Regions from separate parts of the Mus musculus genome. Here regions 2, 3 and 4 are each linked to region 1. Evidence: chromatin loops called from intact Hi-C (ENCODE). Cell type or tissue: left cerebral cortex. All regions are shown on one strand. Links, peaks and the distances in the headings refer to the core of each region. The heading gives the core; the rest is flanking DNA. Region 1 has its middle 43 kb from the start of 1700010I14Rik. Region 2 overlaps 6530411M01Rik (RIKEN cDNA 6530411M01 gene). Region 3 holds the start of 6530411M01Rik (RIKEN cDNA 6530411M01 gene). Region 4 overlaps Qk (quaking).

Evidence for each region. Hi-C counts contacts between places; a loop is a spot of excess contacts. Peaks named below come from ENCODE experiments on the same cell type or tissue, not always from the same donor. Only the 100,000 strongest peaks of a DNase experiment are listed, where the experiment ranks them.
Region 2: it touches region 1 in a loop (4-fold over the local background); 25 of 42 quality-filtered maps call a loop at or near these places.
Region 3: a loop joins it to region 1, with 11 times the contacts of the local background. A loop is called at or near these places in 18 of 42 quality-filtered maps.
Region 4: a loop joins it to region 1, with 16 times the contacts of the local background. A loop is called at or near these places in 6 of 42 quality-filtered maps.

The regions. Positions count from the first base shown.
Region 1 is chr17:9,027,870-9,035,780 of GRCm38, reverse strand. No RefSeq gene overlaps it. Among named protein-coding and RNA genes, the nearest start is that of 1700010I14Rik, 43 kb to the right of the region's middle. In left cerebral cortex, for the core only: CTCF peaks have their summits at 3,875 (motif pointing left) and 5,416 (motif pointing left); DNase peaks (open chromatin) are centred at 3,278, 3,825, 4,367 and 5,436; H3K4me3 peaks cover 978 bases; H3K27ac peaks cover 1,219 bases.
Region 2 is chr17:9,146,265-9,154,175 of GRCm38, reverse strand. 6530411M01Rik (RIKEN cDNA 6530411M01 gene) reads left to right here. Exons shown (of 3, transcript NR_027881.1): 2 at 4,939-5,063; 3 at 6,100-6,457. Among named protein-coding and RNA genes, the nearest start is that of Gm52287, 10 kb to the left of the region's middle. In left cerebral cortex, for the core only: a CTCF peak has its summit at 3,319 (motif pointing right); no DNase peak of the experiment used is centred there.
Region 3 is chr17:9,164,628-9,172,538 of GRCm38, reverse strand. 6530411M01Rik (RIKEN cDNA 6530411M01 gene) reads left to right here and starts at 4,517. Exons shown (of 3, transcript NR_027881.1): 1 at 4,517-5,252. Gm52287 (a long non-coding RNA gene) reads right to left here. Exons shown (of 2, transcript XR_003952250.1): 2 at 2,664-7,833. In left cerebral cortex, for the core only: CTCF peaks have their summits at 3,005 (motif pointing left), 3,898 (motif pointing left) and 5,174; DNase peaks (open chromatin) are centred at 3,925, 4,596, 4,884, 5,162 and 3 more places; H3K4me3 peaks cover 2,123 bases; H3K27ac peaks cover 2,649 bases.
Region 4 is chr17:10,302,133-10,310,043 of GRCm38, reverse strand. All of the region lies in intron 1 of Qk (quaking), which reads left to right. Among named protein-coding and RNA genes, the nearest start is that of Qk, 13 kb to the left of the region's middle. In left cerebral cortex, for the core only: CTCF peaks have their summits at 2,398 and 3,406; a DNase peak (open chromatin) is centred at 3,406; H3K4me3 peaks cover 817 bases.

The sequences.
Region 1 (7,911 bases), core at 1,871-6,870:
CCCTTGTGACTTCTTTGCCCTTTCTTCTGAGTTGCTCCCTGAGCCTGCCAAGGAGGAGGGTATGATATAGACGTCCCATTTGGAGATGAACACTTCTGTCCATCAGAACTTGAAAGTAAGGTTCTATAGATGGGAATCATCAGTGGTTGAAGGTTGACAATGTAGCCCAGTAACAGAACCACACACCAGTCCCAGAGTTCAGTCCCTAAGTGCTGCAAAATAATAATAATTACAACAATGATAATAGCAACAACAATAATAGTAATAAGAATGAAATAAAAGTAACATCCAGCCACATTCCGCGGTGAGTCAAAGCTTTCTTTCCTTCTCTGATGCTCATTATCTGATTGTATATGCATGTGTGGAGAGGAAGCAATCGGTAGTAAGGATATCCCTAGTGAAGCATAGGGCAAGCCTAAAAAAATGGGACCTTGATGGAGGTAGAGATGCCGGCTAGAAGGCTGGCCTCTAAAGTCGCCACCTCTTGTCCTTTGAGAGGTCAGAAGAGGGGGACATCTAGCTGAAGAAGTAGTTTTGTGATAGATTAGGAGTGTCAGACATCTATTCATTTCTTATCTGGCTACGATGAGGATCCTGCCACGAAAGACAGATTCAGGATAGCTCAAGTCTAATGGTCCAGGACAATTATCACTTAAAGGACCACAAAAATCAGGCAGGGAACAGGATGGAAGGGTAAGGAAGAAGAAGATGGGATGGGAAGAGCAATTAACTACACTGGAGACATTTTAGAACCTGCTTTTTTATGAATTTTCCTATACCTGTATTTTTGAGTAGTTTAAATGGAATTAACTCCCATGGTTAGGGGACAGTGGTCTCGCCAGAAGCCATAGGTTGTAAAACAAAAGTTGAGTGTGAGCTATGGTTATCTCCCTTCAAGTTGCTAGCCAGGGAGTCCCAGAGACTCCCAAACCAACCCAGGCTGTTTCCATTGCTCCTGGCTGACCACCAGAATTTGAAATTCAGGTTCTATGGATGGAAATGCCAAGGGCTGGCCACAGGAGTTGACAAAATCAAGCTGAGACTGTCTGGAAAGCTTTCTCCCTGATGAATCGCTTTCATGGTATTAGAAGGGGCTATGTATACAGGCTGTGGGGGAAGAAAGTGAACAGCAGTATTGCCACTTGTGAACCCTGTAAGCTGCAATAGCAATAGACCTGGCAAGATATGCCCCTGGAGGCAGTCGTGGCACGAACATCATGTGGGTGAACTAACAACTGTCTGACGACATTTAAGGTCTACTCAATAGGAAGAAAATCATGCCCGATACTATAAACCTGCTGAAGATCCAATGGCAAGCAAGGGCATAGACCCAGACACTGTAGGGTAGCCTGTAACTATCATTTTGCTAAATTGATACACTATCCAACTGTCTTCTAAACATGTATCTTTATTTCCCATAATGCAGCTGTCACCTATAAACAGAGCAGCTTCGTTTTATAATGGGCAGAGGTTAATACAGAGAACCAAAGCTAATCATAGTTGCAGAAAATAAGCCATTATAAAGTGTTCATCTCCAAATGGGTTGTCTATATCATACCTCCATCTTGCCAGGCTTGGGGAACATCTCAGAGGAAAGGGCAGAAAGGTCATAAGGACCAGAGGATGGGAAGGATGCCGTGAGTTGATGGATGTCTACCGAGGATGACAAGGATGGGTACCCATGAACTCACCATAGCTGTAGTAGTCTTCACAGGAATTGCACAAGGTCAAACTGGTCAGTATTGCACCATGGACAAGGACAGAGCTACCAAGGCCCTGCATCCAGTTAAGAAGCTACAGGGCATCCACAGCTGCTGGTAGGTATTTTCCGGGGTGTGGTTGCTGAAATATTGCCCCTGTCCCAGTGGATGCCCCTACATCCACTGAGACATGCCTATGGGAAACAGTTATTGAAGTTGGTAAAAGCATGACCACAGGAGGCGGTGTCATTCAAAGGGTGAGTGAATAGAGAGATTGCAGAAAGAGCTAGGGGTGGCTTCAGGACTCGGATAAGAGAGAACTCAGCTCTTGGGTTTATGAAATTGTGTAATCATTAAATCCCTTTTGGAAAATTGCCATGATTGCGTAAATAGGACCCTGATGTAGGTAATAGCAGCTCTCTCTGATAAGAAAGAAAACAAGCTGAACACAACAGAGTGGATCTTCCAGATGTACACTCCGAAGCTTCGGCTGTACATCCTTATCATTGATCAAGTTCTATGGGGCTTCCCTCCCCTCTCCTCCCTTCCCTTCTCTTCCCCTTCCCCTCCTCTTCTGACTTTCCTTCTCCTCTTCCCTCCCCACTCCCCTCCTCTACATTCCCCTCCCTTTTTCCCTTCCCTTTTCTTCTCCTTTCCCCCTCCCCCTCCTCGCTCATCTTCCCTTCTTCTCTTCTTTCCCCTATCCTCTTTTCCCCTCTTCTCCTCTTCCCTCCCCACTCCCCTCCTCTACATTCCCCTCCCTTTTCCCCTCCCCTCTCCTCTCCTTTCTCCCTCTCCCCTTTCCATTTTCCTTCCCTCCTCTTCCCTCCCCTCTCCTCTCCTCCCCCTCCTCGCTCATCTTCCCTTCTTCTCTTCCTTCCCCTATCCTCTTTTCCCCTCTTCTCCTCTGCCCTCCCCCTCTCCTTTTCTCCTCCCCTCCTCTTTTCTCCCCTCCCATCCTCTCCTCCCCTCTATTCTTTTCTCCACCCCTCTCCCCCTCATTTCTCCCATTCCTCCCTTCTGTCCAGCCCTATTCCTTTCATACCTATTCCCATACTTTCTAGTCCCTACAAACAAAAAGTACACCCCTGTGGCGAAGCTAGCTTCCATGGTCAGATCACTGCTCTACAGCTGCCCCACACTGAGGCCCATGTTCTGTTCTAGTTCCCTGAAACCACAGTGATTTTGGGGAAGGAGGATGAAATAAAACCCTACCCACTGCTCATACTCAGTATGTAGGGAAGAAACAGGCTCTGCAAAGATTGCTGAGCAAAATCCCTGCTGAGATAGTTGAGAGTCAGTGCAAAGAAATGGTAGTTTAAATCCACAACAGGGGGGTGCCAGACTGTCCTTGCCTGAGGCTTTTCTGGTCAGAGGACTGTGCCTGCCCACTCTATGTACTGTTTAAGCACCCACCCCACCCCCAGATCCTCTTTGTAGATTAGCCAGCCCTATGGTAGCTCAGCTTGTCTTTGTTCAATCTAAACCTCAAGCTTGTCTGAAATCTTACAAGATAGGTGGAAATCAGAATGGGACACGGGCTGTGGGTGGCTTTGGCAGTACGCGTCTCTATTAAGTAGACTCAATTTAGTACTGGGTAAAGGGAAAGACGAAATTAGAATCGTGGTTGGCAGAAATAGTCTCCATCTGGCACTGTAATTACACACTGTCTTGACCTGAGCAATCTTTGCTGTTCCAAATGCTGTTTCCTTTGGAAAGCAAATTTTAAAAGACGCTGTAAACCACAGGTTAGGAAATACATGGTTCCAAATATCCACCACACCTTTTAGACAAGGGAGTCGTATCCTGCTTCTCTATTATGGCTCTGTCTTTTATAATTAAATGAACTCTCTAGTCACCCGATGAATGTCACCTCTTTACAGCGGGATAAACAGAAGAGATCTCCGGGTCTATTTTCGCCAGTGACATCAGACACTATTTCGATGGGGCTATGACTCAGTATCCTCCTTGGCGCCCTCACTCCTGAAGTTCTTTTAAGGGTGAGCCTGGGTTGCTGCCGGCATGCGGCATTTTCAGAGCCTCATGGAGCTCTTTATATCAACCCTTGACTTCACCTTCAATGCCAACAGGAAATTGTATATGGCTCTAATCTCCCCAGTAGAGCTCTGCCAGAAAGCCGGGTTCTGTGCGGTATAATGGCGCCACCTACTGGTCACACGTGTCCTCCTTTAGCCTGCCTCCGTTTTGTTTTTTTGGTGTTCTGTTTCCGTATTCTGATGTGTCTGTCCTCAGAGACTTTGTTTTTAGCTTTTCTACTTCGCAGCTGCAGCAAGCTGGACTGATAAGCAAACGATATCACCACCTGATCGTCTGTTCTATAGGTCCTAAGATCTTACCGCTGACGGGGGAAGTCATGGACAGACACCAGCTTGACTTGATGACTCTGTCCTTGAACCCAAGCAGCCTGATAATCCAGCCTGATGATCCGGGCCGAGCCTCACTTCCCTTGCCTCAGCCAAGCGGCCGTGCAAACCTTCACTAGACCCCAAACGCCCTTCCTACTCCCTCAACGGGCACCTGCTCTCCTAGGCATCCACACAAATGGATTGCTTTTAAACAGAAAATGACACTGACTGTCACTAGACGTAACAAGTGCCTTATGTACATTTCATTGGAAGCACAAGCTGAAATTAGCCTGTCAGAATCTTACTTTTCTGGATGCCAGTGTGTCGTGTGGCAGAATTAGCTCAAGAGAATAAAGAGCAGGCTTGCCTGTCAGAGAGCTTCTCTCCACAATTCTCTTGCTTTGTGTGCCTGGCTTAATTCAAATGCTTTTTTCATGCTTGAAGGGGTAGGTGTGTGTGTGTGCGTGTGTGTGTATGTGTGTGTGTGTGTGTGTGTGTGTGTGTGTGTGTGTGTGTGTGTGTGTGTGTGTGTGTGTGTGTGTGTGTCTGTGTGTGTGTGTGTGTGTGTGTGTGTGTGTGTGTGTGTGTGTGTGTGTGTGTGTGTGTGTGTGTGTGTGTGTGTGTGTGTGTGTGTGTGTGTGTGTGTGTGTGTGTGTGTGTGTGTGTGTGTGTGTGTGTGTGTGTGTGTGTGTGTGTGTGTGTGTGTGTGTGTGTGTGTGTGTGTGTGTGTGTGTGTGTGTGTGTGTGTGTGTGTGTGTGTGTGTGTGTGTGTGTGTGTGTGTGTGTGTGTGTGTGTGTGTGTGTGTGTGTGTGTGTGTGTGTGTGTGTGTGTGTGTGTGTGTGTGTGTGTGTGTGTGTGTGTGTGTGTGTGTGTGTGTGTGTGTGTGTGTGTGTGTATATGTGTGTGTGTGTGTGTGTGTGTGTGTGTGTGTGTGTTACCCTTCTAAACTTCGAAATTATCACTGCATGAGTGTGTGTGGTGGGGGGGGGTGTTGGGGTGAAATTGCCATTTCCTATAAGGTCCCAATGCTTTTTCCCCCTTTTACTTTATCTCTGCAAATGAGAATTTATCAAAGGCTAAGCCTTAGTCTTTTGTGATAAAAAAAAAAAAAAAAAAAAAACCTAACAAAGTATGCCGGTGGGGGGAAAAAAAATATGTAAAATTCACATTGCTGCTGGAAAGATCAAAGCTTAAGGATGCTGCCCAGAATGACTGATTTCCCGTCAGCTCCGAGGCTTCAGGACACCAGCGAGCTCTTCTGTGAAAGCAAGGTGTTAGAAGCAGGTGTCTGAGATGCTTAGGGCTGTTAGAGGTCTCACTGGTCTCTCTGGTATGTTGCCCCCTTCTGGCAAAGGGCAGCTTATAATCTGATCCTTCAGAGAACAGCTTCAATGCATACTACTCACATGAACAGCCGCTACAGACCTAACACCACACAGATGAGAGTGTTACAAACTGAGATTGTTCCAGAATTGATGCTCAAGTTGAGTGAGTCCACTTTCTGCCAAGTAAAGGAACACCAGAGAAACTTAAAAAAAAAAAAAAAAAAAAAAAAAAAAAAAAAACAGAAACAAGGGTTGTTTGTGTTTGTAGTTACACGCCTGGCTTTTGGGAAATAGTGGTTGACTCTATCCTTGTTGCCTGTGTTGAGGAATAACATCAATGGTGGAAAGTTCTCTTCAAGGACATGTCCCCAGTGAACTCATTTCCTTCCATGGGGCCCACATCTTAAAGGTCCCATCATCTGCCCATCAGATAGGGACCAAAGATTGCAGTGTGGGGATGTTGTCTCAGCCCAGATTTTAAACTACAGCCAATGAAGCTGCCACAAGTCCTTGTGAGCAAGTCTTCAGATGTATACGCTTTCACTTTCTTGAGTAAAAACTAAGAACACCAGGTAGACATTGTGGATACATTTCTGGATCACATGAGAGGCACACATGGAAGATACTGCAGAGGCTCACCACCCCTTCTGTAGCGTCGGGTGGTGATTCAGTCTCATGACTCCTGGGTTACAGAGCTTGGCATCCTGGACCCTTTGTGTGCTCTTCAGCACCGTGCAACCCACTCTTTGATGGACTTTGCCAGGAGGTGCCTTTCTGTGATCATTCACCTGCATTCCTCACAGTGCCGGCTATTGTTGGATGTGCTTGTACCGTGTGGTTCCATTGATCTGCCCTCAGTGAGAAACCATAGTCCCTCATAAGGAGCAGGTCCAGCTTCCCAATCCTGACTTGCCGTTATTGTGCACAGGAAGACCAACATGAGAGCTTTCTCACCAATCTCCATTATTTCCTTGTAGAGCATAAACCATGCACTTTACAATCAATTGCTCATAAGAAGATGCCTTTTGGTAAAACATTAACCAAAATTAATCTTTAGTTTTATGCCCAAATGCATCTGTGGAAAGAAACTTTTCATACATCTATTTGTTTACCAAAGATATGTTTTCCTCTGAGAAACATTTTCTTAGGAACATTGGTCTAAAATTAACAAATACTTCCTTCAAATCATTTGATAAAATAATTAACTCCTCTATCACCTTTACTTTTAAAAACTTTTTACAAAGTATTTAAAGTATAATCACCTAGAAGTTAGAGAGTTTTAACACAGGGTTTGTTTGTTTGTTTGGTTGGTTGGTTGGTTGGTCCTCCTGTGCCAATATTTATGTTTTATCTCAGCATGGTGTCAATTCTACAACATGTAATTGGTTGGGTCTTATTATTCATACTCATTTCAGAGTTTTCAAAACTAATTGGATCAGAATTAAGGAGGATAAGCAAAGGAAGATAGGTCAGTATATGGCTATACACATATACCATCTGCATATGTGTATGGATATGTGTGAGCTAGAAAGAAAGGATAGGTGTAATTTCTATATTAAAAATCATTACAGATGACTTTTCTCCTCCAGTAGCATGAGTAGTGCCTTCCAGCACTGTGAAGCTAGCCACAAGGTATGAAGTTTTCAGACCAGTGCCCCAGCTTTCTTTGGCTACGTGCTATGACTCAAGCAGCCATCAGTCCTGCCTCCCTGCGAACCCTGAGAACTGTCACAATGACTAGCCTGATGTGCCCACTGATACAACTGCAAAAGATAGTGTCCTGGGAGGAACCAATCACTTTCTGATTGGATTTATGCCTCAGCCCACATGCTGAAACTGTTACCTGGCACCATTATCAAGCCAACCACCAATGGCTACACTGATCATACAAATTCCTCATGGGAGAACCCAGGGCTATTATTCTGCTAAATGGGCATGGTACTGAACCAAGTCCTTATGACTTATCACTGGAGCCATAGATGAGTGCATCTCTCAGTCCTCATCAGAGAAGTCTCTTTCTCTAGTAGACAATGATAAATACAGGGACCCACAACTGGACAAGGTGTGGAGAAGAGCTGTGCTCAGCCCTGAGTATAATAGTAGATCCACGCCACACTGCTCCTCCCAGGCTCAGAGATCACTGGTAAAGGGGGGATGGAAAGAATGTAAGACCCAGACTGCTGGGTCACTCCAAGGAAAACACTGTCCTCTGGACACAGCAGGGCTGCCACACATACAAACCCATGGCAGTTCTGGTAGCATACTCAGGCCTGTGCAAGCCTAAGCCTGAAAGCACAGAGATGGGAATTGGGTACAAGGCACCCATCCCAGCCAAGGAACTACTAGCAACTAATAGGTGCGAGAAGAGGGAGGTACAGTTCTCTGAGGGTGTAGTCCCTGGTAAGGCAACCAGGCTTCTGTGGAAGGGCATACATCCCAGAATAAATGGGAGGCACCAATTGGACAATAGGTTGCTTTGTATTCTTTTTTCTTAAGACACACAGCTGGGTGGATAGAGA
Region 2 (7,911 bases), core at 1,059-6,058, 120 kb before region 1:
TCAACTAAACATAACTAAAATAGCAGCGGAGAGGGATAGGCTCAGTTCTGTGAAGCAGAGCAGCCCTTAGTCATGGGCCTGGTTATTCCTTTTGTGGGATTTAACTCTCTGAGCCGTAGCTGGCTGAAATTACAGTGCTCAGAGCCACGGGCACACATAACAATGTTTGGTGGTGGCTAACGACTGCTGATAGATAGGTACACTCTTCCATGAGCTACAGCCTCTTCTGTGCTCAGTGGATATCAAGAACCAGGGAATACAGTGTATCATCCAAGAAACAGTTCGATCCAGGAGAAGGGGACCGTGAGCACTTCTGCATGCTGGTGATAGAATTCTAATTTCACTTTTTAGAATAACAGTTTTATTATGGTATAATTCACACACCATAAAATTTACTTATTAAAGTATACAGTGGGGGAGGATGTGGCAGCTTAATAACTCTATTTGCAACATTATTGTCTACAGTTAAGGTCTTCACCCATTAGCATTCTCTCAGCCAGCAGTCCTCCCCCAGCACTGGTCTCTAATCCCCATTCGGTATCCAGCACATTTTTATCCTGACCACAGACACGGAACCTTACAATATTTGCTATTTTCTCACGTGTTCCATATACACAGGCTCTGAGTCCTAGCCCTGTCATGGCATACGCCTATATTTCATTCTTATGGCTGAGAAATATTCCATTTACAGATTTAGTAAATTTTGTGTATGCCCTACTCAGTGAATAAATATCCAAAATGGTTCTAGTTTCAATTCTTGTGTGCAATGCTAGCGTTCATTCCTGTTCAGATTGTTTTGTGCACAAATGCATTCTCAAGTCTCTTTTTGGTAAATTCCTGTGGGGAATAGGATTCTGGGTTGTATACTAAGTATGTTTATTAATGAAAAGAATTCTCTGGTTGCTTTGATAGGGACTTTACTTCCTAAAATCCAGTCAGGGACATCCGGTGTTCCAGATTCTCCATTCTAACAGTGATGAGGTTTTTTTGGTTTGTGTTGTTTTGCTTTCTTGTTTTTTTCATACTCAGGGGTATGAAGTGATTCGCCAGCCATTTTAGCTTTTATTTCTATCCAAATGATTTAACATATTGAGCATCTTTCATCGACTGTTTTTGGAGAAATCTATGGTCACTCTCTGTCCTGTTAGATTTGTCTTTGTCATTATCATGTAAGTTACATATGTGACCTAAAAGCAACAAAAGGCAACAGCTTAAAGGGTTCCAAACACTCTCTCTTCAAAGGAAATGTTTCCCAGCAGATGTATATGAAAAAGCAGCCACCAGCAACCTCTTAACCCGGCTTTCAGGAGCATGCTAATCGATGAAGCCTCTAAAGAGTGAAAAGCAAACACAGTCTTAACTTCAACTTCAAATCTGAAACAGTGATAGCATGACATTCTGCCAGCTCTTCCCCAAGTGTGTGATTCTTGTATGTATTTTAGTGGGTCCCTGGCATTACACAGGGTAATAGTGCATTGATGGTAACTTTGTCAGTGTTTTACAAAAGGGGGGGGGGGACCCCTTCAGGAGAAAATTAGTTGGGTTTAAAATACAACGAGTAATAAGACATACCAACACTGAAACCTGTTTAAGAAACAAGGGATCGTGCTCTAGAGAATGTTGTTGGCAACATTGTTACATAAGGACCAGGGCTAGAGGGTCAGGTTAGCCATGATGCTGTTAACCCGCTTGCTGACTGGCTTGCACAAAATTCCACAGACAAAAGAGGAAATGACAGTATGGCCAGAGGAATGATGGGAGCCAGCGGCTCCTATGTAGAAAGGCAAAGTGAGGTGTCAGCACAAAGCAGTAGCTGCTGCCCTGAGATGACAGTGAGGCCCGCCTTGTGCTCAATCCTCAGGTTTGGTTTCCAGGAGCAGGAACTGACCAAGAGCAGAACATAGTCGCTTGAAGGACATTAGCTTATTCAAATACAAGAACATGAGATTAATAAAAATCAGCACGAATGTCCTTTGCTTAACATCTCGAGAACCCAGGTAACAGGAACACTCTTAAATTTCACATCGCTGCCTGGGCTCTGTGAGGCTTGTACTCAGGAATGGTTTCCAGGCAAGTTTTATGGAGGACACATTCAGGAGGCAGTTGGAACTCACTTGAGCTCACCCTTAGCAGACGAGCTTCCCTGCTCCCTAGGCTGGGAGGAGGAAGCCAGCTGGAGGGCCAGAGGACTTCTCTGAGTGCAGTTTGCATTTTTAGTGACAGAATCCCCCAAAGAGATAAGCCACATGCAGAGCAGAAACACAAGCTATTCAGGAAACTTTAATTACTTAGCCAAAGTCATCAAATATGCATGAGGAGGGAACATCCAGCAGGTCTATAAACCAGTGGACAAATTAATTAGCACTTAATAACAAGAAAATTCTGTCACTGGCTCAAGCACATAAGTTATGTGTTGGGTGTGCAGACTCTTATCTCTCAGCGTGCTCAGTCACTAGTTTTTTGTCTGTTACATGGTTTCTCTAGTATGTCACAGCCCAGCTAGCGGTTTGTGAAGTTTACTGTCACGGGAACCTATTTCCACAGGTGAGTTTTCACTGTGAACAAGGACCCAGCATAATGCGTTGATGCAGCAGGAATGCCAAGCACCTGGGCTGACCTTTGTCCATTGTCACTATCACATCAAATGGATTTGGGGAGAATACTAAAGGCACCCACCAGAGATGCTCAATGTCACATGGCGGGTTCCCAGAGAACCCACAGGGAACAGTGCTCCCATGCAGAATGCACAAGACAGGAGCTCTGAAGCAGTAGGTACGTGCCTGCTTATGGTAGAGGCCTGGGTTGTGTCTACAGTAGGCTCGGAAATTCCAGAGATAATTCTAGTATGTTCTTCAAAGAAAAACTATTAAAGATAATACTTTCAAGCCTTATGACAATACTGATACTCTTTCAATGAATTAGATTGCCAACTGAATCATTTGATTTTCTCCACAGTCTAACTTATTTTATCAGAATAAAAGAACATACACATTTGTGTGTCAAGCCTTAGATCCAATTGGGTGTTTTACACACTTTATTTCAATTATTCCTCATGAAAATACCTAAAACAGAGGTATCATTCCCACCTTAAAGTCGAAGACAATAAATCTAACCTTGACTAGATAGCTTATCACATAGAAAGTAAGATTGTACAGGTATGTACATTCAAAACTGGCTTGGGTGCAAAATTCTAGTCCTTAAAATATCTTTGATTTTAATTTTATGCTGTGTGTATGGGCTTTTTTGTTTTGTTTTGCTTGCTTGCTTGTCTTTAGATAGATGTATTTTATGTGCACCATATTCATGCAGTGCCTTCAGAGGCCAGAAGAGGGCATCAGTTCCACAGTGTGAAATGCCAATGGGTTCTGGGATTCAAACCTGGGATCTCTGGAAGAACAAGTGATCTTAACTAGGAACCATTTATTTCTCTATCTCCTGGTAGGAGAATATCATTTTACGGGGAACCAAGCAAGGACTGACATCATTAGCAAAAAGAAAAAAGAAGTTAAGTTTGTTATCTGGAAATTCCACTAACATTCATCTATTAACTCCTCAAAGACAATGAGGGTCTCAGCATAGAAAGAAATGAGACATTCAATTACTAGTAACAGACGGCCTAATTTTATGCTGAGATTAAAAAAAAATGCTGTTAAATGTGACACAGGTGAATCTGGATTAAGGGAAACTGAACTGGTTTCAGGTTCTATTTAAAAGAAAAATAACCTCAACTAAAATGTAACTGAAAAAATTCATTGTAATTTTAAATTCCTACAAAGATCACAATTAATACCTAAAACCACAATACTAATACCATGTGTTATTATCACATCATATCTTTAAAAAAAAAATCTTCAAAGTTTAGAAGACAGATCCCCTCTGTAATGAAAAGCCAATGTCTGTTGTAATGTAGAATATACCCCTAACATCTGATAGAAACATGCACATACACACACACACAAAAATCCATGTGCATCCCCAGAAGAAAACACCCACCCACCTCCCTGTCTCCTAGTGGGCTTCCCAATCTCTGAGTTTGACCTTGACCTCAAGAAACTCTGACCAATGATGTCTGCTCATCCATTCTATAGAAAACATCCACACCAGCATCAACAAATGCCATCAAACACTGGAACCAAACACAGAGCCCCAGTCCATAGCAGATTTTAATATCATCAAAGGTGAGGGAGGCATGATGGTCTATGAAAGATAACTGGGTATCTTGTAAATGCTTTTCCAGCAATTACCCAATGAATAAAAGAGGAGACTTTCGGTTCCCTTTATGTTCTCAAATAATATTATTATAATTAGAGACTCTATTGCATCTGAAAAACAACATTTGGGTAAAAATATAAATTAATATTTAATGTTGGGCTTATGGGAATATTTGTACAGTTTTCAATTCTAATAATTTCCAGGTACATGCATCACCACCTATGGACCATCAGACAGACACCAGGACACACTGATGTATGGTGCACATAAAATACATCTATCTAAAGACAAGCGAGCAAACAAAACCAAAAGCTCATCACAGGCATAAGCACTGGTGTACAGGATCAGGGGGAAACTCTGAAGTATATACTTTAAATTTGGGAATATTCTCACAACCCCTTGGTCTTCAAAACTCATACAAGTATTTGAAACAGTTTTTCTAAGCCTGTGGGGTCTGACCCCTTGAGGGAGGGGCATGCCAAATGACCCTTTTACAGGAATTGCCTAAGACAGAAAAAAAAATATATTTACATTACAATTCATAACAGTCTTAAAATTACAGTTATGAAGTAGCAATGAAATTATTGAATTAGCTTTGGGCCCTAGGAAACAGAAATAGTTGAGACATATATTTGTTAATGAAATAATTTGTAATATTGGTTTTCGTTTTTTTTTGTTTGTTTGTTTGTTTGTTCGTTTGTTTTTTGGCCCTTGTTTTTGAGACAGGATCTCACTTGGTGTCTGTTTGCTGAACTGAATCTTGCTTTGTAGATCTGGATACTTGAATTCTCCTGAAGCGCTGAGATCTAAACAGTATATCACCTGTCTTGGTGTATAATAACTTTAATAAGGTGAATGTAATTCTCCACTCTACAACCCAATGGTCTTTTATAGGATTCTAACTATGAAAACTAGGTCATCAAAAGGTATATCAATGTTATGTGTTAATGTATTTCTAATGCACTATTTTAGCATGTATATGTTTTGAATTAATATTATTAGTTGTTACTGTGGGGTTTGATATATTTTACAAAGTCTGAAGTGTTTCTGGATAACCTGTCATGTGATGGTGCTTGGGGAAGTAATGAGGCATTCACTGAGGAATTTCCATTCTTAGATGGCCTGCCCCTCCGAGTTATGTCCCCTCTTTAGTAAATTCCAACTGAAAGATCTGAAGTATCTTCTTTACCGTGTCCTTTGTAAACATACAAGGTACTTATATGACTGTTCTTTGTTCTTTACAATAAGAGGAAAATAGATGCCCTTAAGCATAGGCCTTTATGATCAGGGCATCCAGGGCTACACAGAGCACAAATTGCATTTACACTATGCTCTATATAGAAACCCCTATATGGGTGAAGCTGTTTTTAAACACAAAGTATCCTACTGTGTCTCTTATGTTTTAGAGGTAAATAAAAAAGGTATTTTCCCATTGAAAACAAAACAAAAACAAAAAACAAAAAAACAAACAAACAAACAAAAAGAAAGAGTTCTATGGTTGGGGATCACCACAACCTGAGGAACTATATTAGAGGGTCACACATTAGGACAGTTAAGAACCACTGGTCTAAGTGAAAAACTGAAGGGCCCATCTTAGAAATAATAAATGGATAAGAAACAGTAAATTTGGCTGAGTCCTGATCATTTGGGACAGAGAAATACTTCCCAACCAGGGCTCACATAGCCCGGGGAAATCTCCTGGGGGAAGTCTAAGGTAACAAAACAACTCAAAGCTCATTTAACCTCGCAGACCTAAACGTGAATGGGGTGACAAGAAAATGAAAATCTGGGGGGAAAGTCTGTTTTCATCACGATGCTGCCTATTCCGATATTCTGTGGCTATTCTGATGTTCTGAGGCTGGCTATTTATATTGGTGTTGTCAACAGATCCAGGCTTGGTTCACGCAGACGAGCTACTGAGGCAAACGCAGATGTTCCCCAAGCATCTGGACCTTCTAAAAATGAAGCGCCACCTCACCAGCAGCAAAGCAGCTTGAAGTTAATGATGATTAACAATGGGAAAGGTTTGGTCAACATATTTTCAGAAAGACACGTCTTGTGACAAGTGTGCAAATGACACCTAAGGCTCTGGTTTCGATGAAAACTGGCCCCATCTTCCTGGAGACTATTAGCCCGCATCCTACCGGATAGCGTGCACCTAAAGTTCTCAAGAGCTCCCTCATCCTTGGAAGCAACAATATACAGAGGGGTGGATATCCCAGAGAAAATAAACAGATGAAAGTCTAGTTCTCTATGGTATTTCTATGTCTGGGCATCTATTTATTCTGTGTTTACTGTGGAGTTCCAAGACAGTGGGGCTAGCAAGATGGACAACCTGAGTTTGAACTTGGGACACACATGGTAGAAGAAGAGACCTCTAACCTTCGAATGTGTGCCACTTCTACAATAGATAGATAGATAGATAGATAGATAGATAGATAGATAGATAGATAAAATCAATAGTTCTGAGTCCATCTGCACAGAACAAAAGGCAAGCCTGTACAAGAAGAACACGAAGGTAGACAGAGGTTAAGGTCTGTGTCTCTGAGTGCTTATCACCAGTGACTGAGAAACAAAGCTGGGATCCCAGCTGTACTAAACATTTACAAAATCCCTGTGCAGGGTCTCTACCTGCCTTTGACAATTTATGTTCCCCAATGAAAGGCACACATAGCCCCTACGTTTTCAAATATTTCTTAGGCATCACAATAGCTGGGCAGCTGCCTACCCTCCATGCCTGCTTCTTTCCTACCTAACTTCCTATCATTAACCCAAGTTATTGCTTACTATGTTTCATCTGAGCTGCTCCTAGCTCCAATTGGCCAGCCCCCGGGGCCAAGTTTTCTTTATTCCTGCTCCGTGGCAGCTCTCTCTCTCCCTCCTCCCCATTCTTCCTCTTGCATGGCCGCTTCCTTCTCCTCCCTTCCTCTCTTTTCCCCTGCTTGTTCTTTTCTTCCTACCTACCTTCCCATCCCACTTCTCAAATCTCCAGTACCACCTTTCCCCTCCACTGCCCAATCACAGGCTCTAGCCTTTATTGCCAGGTCAGAGGAGAAGGTTCCTGTGGCATCACTGAGAACTGGATGGGGGCTGCTCACAGGGGACAACCCCTGTTGAGGAAGCAGAATTAACATCAGAATGCAAACAGCTAATGCTACACCCAAGCCTGAGTCTATGCAAGCATGTCTTTTTTTAAAAATATTTTTTATTATTACGTATTTTCCTCAATTACATTTAGAATGCTATCCCAAAAGTCCCCCATACCCTTCCTCCCACTTCCCTACCCACCCATTCCCATTTTTTGGCCCTGGCGTTCCCCTGTTCTGGGGCATATAAAGTTTGCGTATCCAATGGGCCTCTCTTTCCAGTGATGGCTGACTAGGCCATCTTTTGATACATATGCAGCTAGAGTCAAGAGCTCTGGGGTACTGGTTAGTTCATAATGTTGTTCCACCTATAGGGTTGCAGATCCCTTTAGCTCCTTGGATACTTTCTCTAGCTCCTCCATTGGGGGCCCTGTGCTCCATCCAATAGCTGACTGTGAGCATCCACTTATGTGTTTGCTAGGCCCCGGCACAGTCTCACAAGAGACAGCTATATCAGGGTCCTTTCAGCCAACGGCAAGCATGTCTTAAGTACACTGCCCTGTGACCTTCCCTGGTGAATGTGTGCTGCACTGATGCCAAGATAACAAAGGAG
Region 3 (7,911 bases), core at 1,945-6,944, 140 kb before region 1:
ATTAAATATATTTATGTTTATAATATATGTGTATTATATTACTAATAAGTTATATTTATGATAATAATAAAAATATTTATAAAAATAGTAACCATTTGAGTAGATGTTGAACTTTCTGTTTTAGGTCACTTTTCTATCTGTAAAATTTTGTTGATTTGTCTATTTGTTTCAAACTCCCCAGGGCTCTTCAGAGAGTTATTTTAAGTTGTTTGGAAGTCTCATCATTTTCTTAGAAATAGGAGATCTCTGTTGTTACATGTCCTTGTTTCTCAAGTTTATTGTTTCCTGACAATGCTGTCTGTGTATTTGGAGGAGTGGAGATTTGTTCCAGTCTTTGACAAAGGGATTTCTTTGGGAACAGTCTTCACCAGTCTTCCCATCCACAGATTCCAGGGAGACCATCTGGCATGGCTGAGAAGGCATCTGATGCTAGGACTTTGGGTGGGGTGTCTGGGGAATGGGTCAGACCCGGAGACAGGATCCTCTGAGAAACTGCTGTTTATTGGTTCAATGTGAGTTAGCCTGGAGGTAGGGTCTGTGAAGACCACTGAAACTTGTGTCCAGGTCTAGTCTGCAACCTGTATTTGTACTTTTGGCCTTGTACTGGATTGGATCCCAATTTTGGTAATCTCTGGATCTCTCTGGAATTTAGATTCATGAAGAGGACCCAGCATCTGCGTTCAAGGCAGCTGTGCTGGAATCGGGGTTGAACTGAAAGCAGGGACTCTGGAGCGTCCATGAAGCCTGAATTTCTTGGCCCATATAATCTGGTCTGTCACCAAGGCCTTTTTGGTTGTCCTAGACCATATAAGGGGAAGCCTAGAATCTGGGTCTTTGGTCTTAGAGCCAGAAACATAAGGGTCTGATCAGCTCTTGAGTTTATTAGGACAGCCTTGACCCAAGTCTTACAACAACATGAATCTGCAGGACTGTGAGGCTGCAAGGTTTATACCAACACCAATCAGGTGTTGAGCTTGAGTTCACACAAGCTAGATGGTGTTTGAGGACAACTCTGGACTGATACTGTGCAGACCTAAAGTGCAGGCTATAGGCACTTGCTCAGCCCCGAGTGGGATGTATTCTGTATCTCAGAAACTTTCCTTTAGGCTAGCAGATGGGTGCTGACCTAAGAACTACCAAGACCTTTTAGCCTGGTGGTATCAGGGTCAATCCAGGACTGGGCATAAGTAAAGTCTAAGTCAGAGTGTATAGGATAGATCCTAGTTCTACTACTGGATGGCAGCTGATCCCAGGTGCTACCATCATGGATTCCTGGGCCATTGGCCTTGATCTGGTCAGATTCAGCGTTCCATGCCTGCAGGGTCAGGAACAGAACCTGTTGTATATTCTCCGGAACATACACACACGCTCGCACATACATGCGTGCGCGCACGCACGCACACACACACACACACACACACACACACACACACACACACACACATCTTAGAAAAATAACCATAACGATGTATAGGAAACTTCTAGGTGAACAAAACACGTGTTCAGGGCTTTCTTGGTACGCAAACATATCACTGACATTCTAAGTCATACTAAAAGGTTTCTTCTCTAGGCTTGAAGCTCCCCCCACCCCACCCTACCCCACCCCAAAAAGCACTTGTAGATCAGCCACACAGAGCAAGCATAATAGACAGAAGGGGGAAGCTGGATCCAGGCAAGGTGTTTTGGCTTGCTAAACTTTTGCTATCATGCTCTTTGGTAGAGTTGATTTTCAAGCGCTATAATGAGGCCTCTGACAGCTGTTAGCAGCACAAGATTAAGAATCAGATGGGGTGAGGATTTTATTTATCTTGTTATTTGTGTCTTCGATACCATGGACAGGTTGCTTACACTCTTGGAATCTTGATGTTTTCATTGGTAATCTGGAAACCACGTCTTTTGACGAGGAATTGTGTGTGGGTTAGAGTCAGACTGCGTGATGCAATGTTTCCCCAGCGGGAGCTGCAGACAGTGGTGCTATGTATATTGTGTGCAAATGTATATGAACCTTGGAAAGAAAGCAAGCCCGTGATGCTCCCTGAATGGAAAGGGAGACTTGGAGGCTGATGGGGAGGTGAGCTGAGAGCAATGAAATCAGGAGGCTGGAAGAAGAGTTTAAGCAGCCCTTGTTAGATACCACCCATGCTCACTGTGCCTTGCCTAAGTCAGTCTAGATGGCTGTCACTCAGGGTGCACTGAATAGTGTTAAAACAGGAAGCCCCTTTCCTCAGGGCCCACAGCTTGTAATTTATTGGGAAGAACCTCTTTCTCACTGATAATGTCTCTGTAAATAGACACAGGAAATTTCCTATAAAAAGTCAGCCAGTCTCAATCACATTCCTCATCTATTGCCTCCCACTTCATTGCTTAATACAGGCGTAGGGAGGGCTGTCTCAACTACTCGGTTACAGCCAGGCATAGGCACACTTTTAAAATAGTCTATATGTCAAGTCAAGGGAGTGAATGACAGAGGAAACCTGGTCCATGTGTGCATTGGCGCAGAGCTGTGCATCTGGCTTTAAACCCCTTGCTTTGCACTAGGATCTGTTTGTCCATTAAAGGGGGATGACGAGGCACACACACCCAGCATATTCCACAGCAGACCACACTGGTGAAATGCGTTCAACATCTATTTAGGACAAACTGCGCCTTCTTCCACCGGATGGTAGCGTCCAAGCAAATCTTATTTCAATTTCATGCAATTCATTAATGCCACAGCAAAAGGCCATTAAGTATTTCCAGGACTCTTTAGACTGTTATACTTGGTTGAAGATTAATCTAAATATGGAATCTAAATTTAAACACGCAGAAGCATGCCTATCTCGTCTTTCTCGGGCGTCAATTTCCACGATTCCATTGACAATACTGCGTTTTTAAAAATATCTGCTCTTTTTTGGTGTGTTTTCTGATGCAAGCTCTTCAGAAAGCAGGAAAAAAAATAATAACGTAGGATCAAAGAGTCTTAAAAACCGGTAATAGAAATTCCATAGTGACTCTGCAGCACCATCTAGTGTCTCGGGAGGTTATGACACTCTTTCTGGCAAGGCAGATCTTCATTGATGCTCCCGGAATGCTGATGAGAAAAATCCCACCACCCCTTTCCATCTCGTCAATTAAACCCTAATTTAATTAAACCTGTACAAGGCCAACTGCCATCAATTTGTTAAATCCTATAATTTCCCAAACTCCTCTACTTTGAAAAATCATTAAACCATTAAAATACAGCTGGGAAGACCTGGAGAATCTCTGACTGCGGTTTTAAGGACAAAGTGAAATTTGGCTCTGGGCACTATCTCTAATCATATTATGTTAGAGGGTATTTCAAAATAGTTCTGGGGGTAAATTTTTATTAAATATGGGGAGATTGTGAATGGTCAACCAAGCAAGAGTTGTTTGTTTGTTTGTTTGTTGTTAGACAGGGTCTCATTTTGTACCTGGCTGACCCAGAACTCATTATGCAAACCAGGCTGGCCTTGAGCTCACAGACATCTTCCTGTCTCTGTTTCCCAGATGATGAAATTAAAGGCTTATGCTTCCTCATGCTAGGAACTAGTTGCAAAAAAAACACTTTCAACCAACATATTGTGTTTTGGTTGTGGGGTAATATAGACTAAGAAGCTCAAAGACGGGGGAAACACACATACCCCCTATTTTGTTCTGTGATTTCCCCCACGCCTTTAAACTTTATTTTTCTTTTTTATGTAAGCAGGATGTCCCATTCAGAGAATGGTGACCTCTGAATTAATGTCATAGATTTGTAGTAAAAGGGATAGATGCTAGTCATGTATGATTATAAATCAAAGATGTTGTTCTGGGGTCAGTGACACAGAGGGCACATAGGACCACTCTGATGAGGGAACGGAGTTTCACTGTGGTGGGAGCCCAGAGCTCTGCTGCCATCTGCTGGTCCAGCATGCATGACACATGTGATCCATCTTTCCTTAGAACTAGTCTCATTTTAGGTCACAGCTCACCTTGGGCATACACGAACCTGTCAGCCCTCTCTTTGTATTCTGATTCATCTTAGCTGCAGGCATCCCACAAACTGGCAGACACGCAGAGAAACATTGAGAGCACAGGTGGAGGGCGGGACGGACCTAGTGCCCTATTTAAACTGATGGATACATTTAAATGAAATATACACGAGTTAGGGAAGGATGTACCGAGCGAACCCGTGGTAAATTTCAGATCATTATTTGATGCCGCTACTTCGCCGTTTGTCTTCTTTGCCCTCGCGCGGTAAACCAATGTGCCCTTTGCAGTTTGACATGAATATGGTTTATTTTAGCTAAAAATCCAAGCCGGCCCTAGTCACTCTCGCTGTGAGCATTTTCAGGCTCTCCTTGCAATCCCAAGAGTACAGAAAATAAATTTGACACAATGTTTCTTTTGTCTTCCCCCACCCCCCACGCCTCTGGCCAATTGATTCGGAGCTCTGTTTCTGTCTTGCCACTGCTGCCTCCAGGTCGAGCTGAGATTTCCGTAGCTTGTTAAGCTAATTTGGGTGCTGAGCAAGGACAAGTCCAGAAAGCAGATTCACAAAGCAGAGACTCACAGAAGCGGGGCTGTTGTGCTATGCTGTTTAGAAGCTGGCAAACGTGCCCTGGATCCTCCTCAAAACATCCGGCTGAGACAATGCAGTTTCGGGCTCACAGCATTGTTCCTGGAGAGACCTGAAGATCCCTGGAGGCTCCGGAAGCCATGCAAGGAGCGACCCCAGGGGAGCTGTGGTTCCCAGGCCTCAGAGGTGAAAGACAGTGGCTTGCAAATGCAGCGCCTCAGAGGTGAAAGAGACAGTGGCTTGCAAATGCAGCAACAGCATCCCATGAGTGCAGGGGAGCGCTCTGGGTGGAGCAGAACAGTAAAGTTCATAAATTCAGCACGTCAGAGCAGCCTGTCTCCCCTATTTACTCTGCAAGTCCGTGACATCGCGAGCGCTCGCTACTTTACTTTGTCTTAATGCTGGCGCGTTAACCTCTGAACGGTGACTTTCCAGCCACTAGCCTGGAGGCTGTAAGGTGCTTCTGTGCCTATTTTTAGCCTCTTTTCCGCGAAGAAAAGAGAAAATAATAATGTCTCGTTCCGGGGATCCTTCTCAAGCATGCACAGGATCCAGGAGGCAACAGTAACATCCCTAAGGAGCCAGTCTCAGAAGCAGGTGTGGGGCGCCCTCTCTCTGTTATCAGAGAGGGTGCCGGAAAGCAGCTGGGCCACAGCGGGGCACTGGGCAGGATCGCTACGAGGAATTCAATAAGGTTGGCTGCAGAGTTTCAGAGAGCAAAGTGGGGGAGGGGAACTCTGAGTGTGCTGTGCCTGTTCCCTTTGGGCTCCTCTGCCCACTGTGCTGTCTCAGAGGGACAAAATCAAGCACAAAAGAGCCCTAGAAATGTGTCATGTGGGCCACACCCCCAAACCCCCGACCCCGTTCATTTCTGAACAGAATTATCAGAGCAGATGACCTTTTTCTAAAATGGTGCTTCTGAAATGAGTCTATCCTTTGTTTTGTTATCAGAATCATACGATGTGAAATTAGAGAAATGTGTGAACGCAAAAGGATTCTAGATGAAACCCACCCAGAGCAGTATTTTCTGTATTTTGCATTTTTCACGTAAACTCCTTGATTATGTACATATACATGTATGAGGAATGTTGATGCATGGGCTGTGTCTATATTTTTTCATAAAGCATCTCACATATTACCTTTAAATGGCTGCCATTTCTTATGGAGTAGTGTGCATGTGTGAATGTGTATGTGTAGATAATATTTAGATATAAGGATAATAAGTTTATCTATATTTTAATATTGGTCTATATTCATATTTTTCTGGGCTCCGTTCTCAGCAGTAGAAATGATAGCACCTGTATTAATACCATAATGGTTAATATGTGTATGTGTATATGAATATATATACACATACTTACATGTGTGTATATATGTATATAGATGTGTGTGTTCTGTATGTGTGAGTGTGTTGTATATGTATAATCAAAATGCTTTCACAAAATGAATGGAGTAAGCATGGTGATACAAGCCTCGTGGTAATTCCAGGACTCACCCAGTTAAGAGAAGTGAATGCCTCACAGTTAAAGGTCAGCCTGGATGACCAGTAACTTTCAGGTTAGTCTGTTTTAAGATTTGAGACCATGTTTGAAAACCAAACAACACAGCAGCAAAAGATAAACAAATAATTTGACCGTCCCCAGACTATAAAACACTGACGCGCTGAACCGCTATTAATGTTCATTACATCTTTTAATCTTTGTAGATTTGATTTAGAAAAAAAAATAATTTATAGAGAAAAATAAGCTCTCCCTGTTCTCCATGATGGGAAGAAACAGGAATGGAGCCCCGCTGTGATGACTGTGGATCAAGAAATCCTAGAAAACAGAGCAAAACTCAGAGGCTCTGGGAAGTGTGTGCTCTGCTGGGTTCACTAATGTTTTGAAAGTGAAGTCAAATATGATAGAACTCAAAGAACAATAAAGAAACAAACATAAAAGTGGTAGGTCATAGCAGACAGTGTTAACACCAAGCTCTGCCGGTGTCTTACTCATTCCATGGTGCCTGGCACACATCACAGACCTTGTCACTGCCAGGAAAAGGAGGGATGGAGGCTCAGGCTGTTCAGCTTGCACTTTTAGTTACAACTTTGCTCCAGGATGTGTTTGGATCCAAACTGTGTTCAGCCATCAAATTAGGCCACCTCTGAGAATCACTAATAGAAATGTCAGGTTGAACAAGAAAACCTACAGAGTGAACTCACCTGGGCCCACTGGGGCTCGTGGAGACTAAACTGCCAACCAGAGAGTATGTATGGGGTGGACTTAGGCTCCCTACATGTATGTAACTATTGTGTAGCTGGGTCTTCATGTTGGAACTCCTAATGCAGGAGCAGGGTCTATCTCTGAATACATTGCCTGTCTTTGGATGCCTTTCCTCTGACTGGGCTGCCTCAATGGAAGAGGGTGCGCCTAGACTTACTGCAAACCCTCTTGATAGACTGAGGCTGTTTGATGTCCATGGAAGGCCTCCCATTTTCTGGAGAGAAAGGGAGAAGGGATGGTGGGGGAGAGGAGGGGAGAGAAAGGGACTAAGAGGAAAGGAGGGAGGAAAGCGGTGATCAGGATATAAAGTGAATAAATAACTTAGTCAATAAAAAAAGAGAAGAAGAAAAGAAAAGAAAAGGAGCGAGACTACAGACTTTATGTTCAGCTTAACATATATAAAACTTATATTGATCTACATCTCTTATAATTCACTTTCCTCCTAAAAATGTTGATATACAAAATAAATATATAAGTAATACCTATATAAAATAGAATTAATACATACATATATGAAGTATCTGTGAATCTTAACATGTAAATATACCCTTGCTTATAAAAGATATATATACGTGTGTGTGTGTGTGTGTGTGTGTGTGTATACATATATGATTCATGATTTTAGGCCTGCCACTCAAAATAGGACAGTAATATTTCCAGATCTACCTTTCATGATGGTCATCTCAAGTTGCAAGCAGGTTGTAAAGACCATGAGACTCCTAGCTACACAGTGAGCTAGGAGGCATGTTCTAATCACATGACAGCATCCACAACAGAGGGATGGCGAGAAGACAATTGTCTGAGTCTGTTGAGTCTCAGTGACCTCCGGGATGAAACATTCCATCCAGGAGAGAAGCTCGTTCCGACTAGGAATGCTCTAAGCGGAGGCTGCTTAGCACTCAGGAAGTCTCTGAAGCTTTGCAGAGTCACAAGGCCCCCTTTCCCTCCCAGGTTTCATAAGCAGTAAAGACTGCCAATGAGGTTCGGGCCTGTGTGGCAGCTCATCATATCCTGTTAAGAGATGGAGGGTTTAAGCTTTGCTGAGTCATCACCATGCTTGGATGGGATTTCTGATAGAGCTGTCTGTCA
Region 4 (7,911 bases), core at 1,117-6,116, 1.3 Mb before region 1:
AGTTGAAAAGAATGAAGAAATTCTTGCTTTTGTTGACTCTTAGAATTTAACTAGCTTGGCTTGGTGAGATGTTTTTCAAAATGATGTCTTGTGTTAAATCAAATCTTTGTTAGCAAACATAGTGAAGATTTTCTGAGCATTGCTATAGCTGATCTGTGTTACTTCTGCTTAGCTGTATTTTCAGTATTGGTTAAAATACAATAGAGATACATTGATATTTCATCTTTAAAGTTTGTATCTTTCAAAATTAATATATTTTGTTAGTGACACCACATTAACAAGAGTCACAACTCAGATTTCTGTAGTTGCATCTGGAGTGTTCTTTATTCCTGCAGTGTCCAAATCAAATAGTTGAACCTTGTTATAATTTTAAAAACTTTTAAAATTTGAAAACATCTTTAAAAAAAAATGCCTCAACCTGGGGGTGGGGCGGGGCTGAGCTGGGCCCCTGAGTAAGGCTCTGGCCTACTGGGAAACAGTAATTGACCTGTGCTTCTGACAGCCCCCTGAGACTCCTCTAGGAGGCTGCTCCTTCCCACACCCCTCACCCCGTGGATGCATTGACAGGGACAGCTGCTCCGGTTCTAATGCTCCTGTTTTCTTGCTTTCCCCTCCAACCAGTTCAATCTCATCCCTCCCAGCAGCTCCCCTTCCACTCCCTGGGGAACTGAAGGTTGTCCTGACCAGGACCTGAGACGACCTTGAGTGGAGGGAAGTGATCTATGTCTCTTCCCTCCAGCAGCTGGGACCAGCTGGGGGAGTTGGGGAATTCTTGCCAAGCACCTTGAATGGGAAGGGTCCTTCAAGAGGGCCAGGCTGGGGTCCAGCAGGGGTGGGGGAGGTTCCTGCTCTGTCCCAGCTGGGTCTCACCCAGTCTTGTTCTCCCATCCTCTCATCTACCTCCCCACCCCAGGGACAGAAGATCTTTTATTTTCTCATATTTATAATCTCAGACTTGGGCTCCCTGTTCTTCTCCATTAACTTTAGTGTCCTGTGTGAGAGACTGACAGATGCCTCAAGGACTTTTACTTTTTATTACATAAAAATTAAAAAAAAAAATTTTTAAACTAAAAAAAAAAAAAAAAAAAAAAAAAGCCTCAGCTGGGTGTAGTGTCTCAACCCTGTCTCGAACACCCCCCCCCCCCCCAATGCCTCAACTTGAACTTCTTTGTTGGGAAATTGTTCCTTATTCTTTTTTTGTTTGTTTGTTTTTTGTTTTGTTTTTTTCCCAGACAGGGTTTCTCTGTGTAGCCCTGGCTGTCCTGGAACTCACTTTGTAGACCAGGCTGGCCTTGAACTCAAAAATCCGCCTGTCTCTGCCTCCCAAGAGCTGAGATTAAAGGCCTGTGCCACCACACCCGGCTTCCTTATTCTTTGTATCCTTAGTATGCTGGAAATTATATTTATATACTTATTTATAATTTTGTATTTGTTTTGTATGCTTAAGACTGGGTCTTGGCTTTGTATATCAGACTATCTTTGAACTTACTGTGTGTTTAGTGTTGAGTGGCCTCAAATTTGTAATGATCCTCCTGCTCTCAAATGTAGGAATTATATGAGTGCTGCCATCTCACCAGGTTTAGGAAGTTAGATTTAAAAGGCAAGGCAGATTGAAGTATAGCATGTTTGGATTATATCAGAGGTGGTGGTGTGTTCTTTTAAGTTTTATTGTGTCAGTAGAGACAGTAGTCAGTTTCACTGTTAGTGAGACTCAGATTGTTAACTAGATTAGAATACAGAGGCATGAGTCTGGGTGGTTCCCTTCTGTAAAACGAAGGTTTTATTTATGTTTTGATCAGAACCTAAATCAGCCTTAGGTTTGCGTATGAACCCTTTATGCTTGGTTAACAGCTGCTAATCTGCCTGAATTCATTTCATGAGAACATCTACCATGATGCTTTTCTCATTCTAATACTTCCATCCAATATCTTGGTAGTTTGAAAAGTTAAACTTTGAACAACAGAGTAGGTATTATTTGAAATAAAATCCTATTGGGAAAGCTATGTAGATTTCTCATTATGTAGCCAGAGTTGTTAGCCACTCAAATGGCGACCTTTTATACTCATCATTATTAAGTGCGTGGATTTCATAGATAAGTTGTGGTCAGGGATAATCAGATTGGCTCCTTTGTCTATTGGAATGTTTCTTGCTTTTTGGGACAGTATATTCCTCAACTATGTGTGTTTTCTGCTCCATATGTAAAACTAGCGTTTTCACTAAAGTTCTTTTCCATTTTGAATGGTGTTACAGACTATATATAGGTACAAAGTATTCATTATTGTTGATGTGAGATCATTTTTCAGTCTATTTCCTGTGGGTGCTGGTAGGTACTATTTATTTTAATCAGTTTGTGTCTGCACTTTTAGTTTAGTTTTATCACAATTTTATCATTCTTTTTCTACACCAAAGTAATTTTTTAAAAAAGATTTATTTATTTTATTTATATGAGTACACTATAGCTGTCAGACAAACCAGAAGAGGGCATCAGATCCCATTACAGATGGTTGTGAGCCACCATGTCGTTGCTGGGAATTGAACTCAGGACCTCTGGAAGAGCAGTCGGTGCTCTTAACCGCTGAGCCATCTCTCCAGCCCCAAAGTAATATTTTTAAAGTTATATTTTATGTTTATCTTGCTTGCATGTATGTCTGCGCGTGTACCTGATGCCCATGAAGGCTAGAAGAGTGTGTTAGACTTCTTGGAATAGAGTTACAGTTTTGAGTCACCATATGAGTGATAGGAATCACATCTGTGTCCCCTGGAAGAGCAGCCAGTACTCTTAACCACTGAGCATTACTACAGCCCCCAAATATCATTCTTGATGGTGATATTATTACTTACTTGATTCTTTCTATAGTATAAAGGAGATATTCTCAAAATCAAAATAATCTGCAAACTTCTAAATATATTTAAATGGTCTTTCTCATTTTTACACATTATAAATTTATGTGTAGTGATTCTCATTTCTAGTGTGTTTTGATTTTATGTGCAGTGTTTTCCTTTAGTACTAAATCTATCTACTTTTTGATATTAATATTTACTGTGTAAGCTCTTTTATTGTACCTTTTTAAGTAGCTTTTACCTTAAACCCAGCAGAGATTAGGAGAACAAATCTTTTAAAATGAGAAGTGTGTGTGTGTGTGTCTGTGTGTGTATATCTGTGTGTGTCTGTGTGTATCTGTGTGTATGATGGAAATATGATCCACATTGTATTTTAAAAGGAGAAAGTTTCCTCTTTAGACCAATGCTTTAGATCTTATCCTGAAGGAAAGGAACAGACTAGTGCCTGTGAAAGTTATTTACACGTAGACAAACCTCCTTGGTAGAAATGAAGCTTTGAAGCTGTATTTGGAAAATCTTTACTGCAACCTTTTTGTCGTTAAGAATCTTTAACAGTAAGGAACTTATGTTCCAGCAGATGGGGATGTCAGTACACACAAGAGCATTTAGTGACTAAAATGTGTTGGGAAGTGACTTTGTCAGAAAAGAACATTTTATCCTTTATATTATAAGGGAAGGGGGGTTGCTCAGGAATAGGATGAGTTGTAGTTAATTGCCCTTATGATGGTAAGTATGCCTAAGGTTGTATCTTTAAAGATTTAGTCTTTAAGAGACTATAGGTTGACTATTTAATGTAACTAGCAGATAGATTATAATTTTTCCTGTAATGTCTTCTGTTTTTATATTAGTATTGAACAGTTATTTGGGGTGATGTAATATGTTACATACTAAGCATGCATTTGCTCATAATCCATACTGTCCTGAATCTTGGGTCAGTGATTGCTGTATAGTAATATTAGAAAAAAGGTGAGTCGTAGCTATTATGTTATATGAGGAGAAAGTTCTTCTGAGGATCATAGTTTATTACAGCGATAAAAAGTTATCAGCAGTTAAACCATATCTTATCTCACTTTATTGCTAGAGTTTATAGCATTACAGGATTTCTTATTAGTTTATTTTGGCAGTGTTATATAATTTGTTTTAAAATGTGCCTTAACAATTGTTGAAAAAAAATGCTGTTCATTACTGTTTGGGAAATGTGTGCCTTTTTAATATTATCACATTTTTCTTGGTTATTGTATTAGTTTTCTTCCAGTTGTGAAATACTATTTCTCAGTCACTTGAAATTAAACTCTCAGTATAATGAAAGGATGTGTCTTTTCTTCGTTGGATTTTTTATGGAGATCCAGGAAGGAAGAAACTGACATAGGAACTTTGGTACAACTATACCAACTTGTATTATACTTGTTGATTTTCTACAATGCTTATAGAGAATTGAATGCAGTCGTTTTTCAGTTAGGAGCAGAACTGTATTTCCCTTCAGAAGAGAGCAGGAGAGTAGGTGAGAAAGCTCAGCTTTTATCGTGGCACATGCATTAATCCCAGCATTCAGAAGGTAGGCAGAGGCAGGAGGATCTTTGTGAATTCAAGACATCCCCCTCTCCTATCCCTTCCAAACTCCCCATGCTCTACCCGGTTTTACAGGGTGAGTTCCTGGACAGCCAGGACCTAAGTAGAGAAAATCTGTCTCAAAACAACAACAACAAAGACAAAGAATGAGGAGTCTGGTGTGCATATTTTGAACATTGTTTCTTAGTGTGTAAACTTTTGAGAAGCTTGAATTCTTTTCTCTTACTAATTAAGAAGTTGTTGAAAGAACTAGACAGATGTGTTTTAATAACAAATACTCCTTAGGAAAAGTTTTAGATGTATCAGTGAAAACCACGTATAATTAACAGGTACTGAGTTTTCCTTAGCTTCCTTCTACGCTTTATTATTAATGGATATTAATGGATATAACAGAATTGAACGCTCACTAAAATACTAGCCCTTTGTGTTTCTTTAACACACACACACACACACACATTTATGAGCTAAATATCTTTTTTGTGTCTTCTAGCTTCCAGTTTTTTGTTGTCATTTGATGTTGTTGAAGTGTATTAGTTACTGACTTTTTTTTTTGTGGTAGTGGTTTTGATTTTTTTGACATGCCATTTTGCTTTTAGGATACCTGTGTGTGTGTGTGTGTGTGTGTCTCTGTGTGTGTGTGTCTCTGTGTGTGTGTGTCCGTGTGTGATAAATGATTTCTAATGTCTGATAGTAAGTCCCAGAAAACTTTTATGACTGGGTCAATGAATTTCAAACTCATAGGTTTGCAATGTATTTAATGTAAAGTGAGTGTTTTTTGGTGAATTTAATAGAAAGTGATTATTATTCTGTAGTGTTTTGAATTTCAGAGTACCCTATTTCACTGCTAATTTTTAATGACATAACTAAAAGTATGTATGGGGTATTATGGGGGAATATACCAGAACTTTAGAATTATTCCATAGTTATTGATAACCTAAACAGAGACTAAAGCCTGGTACTAGAAAGACTACTTTAGATTGGGAGGTTCACCAGTGGTTCTGAAGAAGAGATGAACTCAGACCTGTTCTCAAAGGACAGAATTTAAATGGTATAGGAATATGCACTAGACCTAGAAACAGTGTCCTTGTACAAGGACATTTTGGATTACACTTTTAATACCTGAAGTTTATGCTCCAAACAGGAGACAAGAGAGCTATTTAAAGATGTTCCTTTCAGGGCTCTTAGTTGTTTGCAACTTTGATCTACCACAGTGTTTCTGCTTTTAACCTAGGTTTTCTTTAGTTGTATAAGCATTCAGTTACAGTGAAATCCCTTAATGAGACAGGCTGCTGTACTTGATACTGCTGTTTCTCCCTTTCAGGTTTTTGTATCTTTTGGGTACTGGCATATCTTAGATTGGGAGTGTGAGGGAGACAAGAGTTTCATAATTGGCCCTAAAGTCACTGTGTACACTATAAAGGACCTGGTAGAGTGTGGGGTGACCTGGCATATTTAAGGCTTTGGATTTAATCTTCTGCTCTGCAAACAAACAAGAGTTAGCCTTTTTCATAGAAATACTACAATTCCAAAGTTTTGGAATTGGAAAGAATCTTGGAACTCAGTCACAGCTTCACACACCCACACACACACACACATACACACACACACACTTCATTGCTGAAAACATGAAGAGATTTAATGGTCTGAACCAGCTCTCAAACTTTTTAATGCTGCCACTCTTTAATACAGTTTCTCATGTGTGGTGACCCCAGCCATACAATTTTCATTGATACTTTATCACTGTAATTTTACTGTTTGGAATCATAAATATCTGACACGCAGGATATATGAACCCTTGAAAGGGTCATCCAATACTCAAAGGGGTTGCAATAAACAGGTTGAGTACCATGGTCTAGACATTGCTGGTTTCAGGAATGGTAGCTAAGTTGGCTCTTTTGTAGAAAATATCTAAGTTATATTGTTAGCAAGTAAAAGTACCTTTAAGCCTGATCTCTAAGAAATTTTTGTTATAACTATTAATTTGTGCTATCTTCAGATGTGAAGTCTCAATTATTTTAAACTTTATTTTGTTACTTTACATATTTCTCAAGTCTTTTTTTTAAACATTTCTTCCAAATAAGAACAAAATTAAGTATACAGTGCACAGACTCATTATCCTTAAACCACCATTAACCAAAGACAAAAGAGTCGTTGTTTGCAGTTGCCAGCTGTCTACTATTTACAACCATTTGTGTTGCTGTTTTGTATTGTCTGTACTTTGTGGGCTAAGATGAAGTTTTTCTTAATCTTAGAAAGGCAGTGTGAGGGCTGAGGGACTGTTTTGGTGGTACTATCTTCATTGATAGACTACTTGCCTTGCACATTCAAGGTCCGAGGTTCAATTTCCAGTACTGGGTTGGATGAGTAAATAGAAAGTGAAGTGCGTTGGATAGGAAAATAATTAGGGAAGATAAAATAAGATATGAATTTTAAAATCCTAGGTTAGTTTTTCGGTTATAGGAAAATTGTATATTATGTTGTGGTAAGGAGGGGTGTGGTGCTATTTTATTTTTTACTTCATTTTCATCTATATAAAATTTGGTTTTCAGGTATGAGTTAGCTGAATGCCATAGGATATGTAATAGTAAGCTTATTTTGTTACGTGATAGCTAAAGTTGTGTCTCAAAATCAACTTTGAGTATTGAATTATGAGTTACTTTGTGATTTGTATAGATGGCTTGGACCCTGAAGAGGGGAGAAAGAACAAGACAGTGCTGGAGAGAATGCTGGTAATAAAGAGGACCCTCAGTGTGTCCTGGGCTGGTTGGTTGGTTGGTTGTTTCTTCCTCCTCCTCCTCTTCCCTCCTCCTCCCAATTTGGGTTTTTGAATATGTTCTACACTAGCCCAGGCTGGTCTTGAACTTCCTGGAACCACTTCTCTAGGGCTTTGATCACAGATGTGTTTCATCATGTCATAAATTGAGATTCTCTTTTGGTTGTCTCCATTAGCAATATTTGTATACTGACTGTACAAACAAAAATTCTTAAATGTTAATAACCAAGAGAAATACTTTGGGGGGGGGCTGGTGAGATGGTTCAGTGGGTAAGAGCACTGACTGCTCTTCCAAAGGTACTGAGTTCAAATCCCAGCAACCACATGGTGGCTTACAACCACCCATAATGAGATCTGATACCCTCTTCTGGTGCGTTTGAAGACAGCTATAGTGAACTTACACTAGTAAATAAATCTTTGGCCGGAGCAAGTGGGGTTGGCTAGAGCAAGCAGAGGTCCTAAGTTCAATTCCCAACAATCACATGAAGGCTCACAACCATCTGTACAACTAAAGTGTGTACTCATATACATAAAATAAATAAATCTTTAAAAAAATACTTTGTTATCAAAGTAAAGTATGTATGTCTATATGTGTATTTATATAACTAATATGAATGTTTAGCAAATGTTTCACTGTTATATCTGCAATACAATTTAGTTTTTGAAAAATACATTTAGTCTAAAAATGCTGGTTAATACTAATTTAACGTTTTGGCTTATAGTTATCA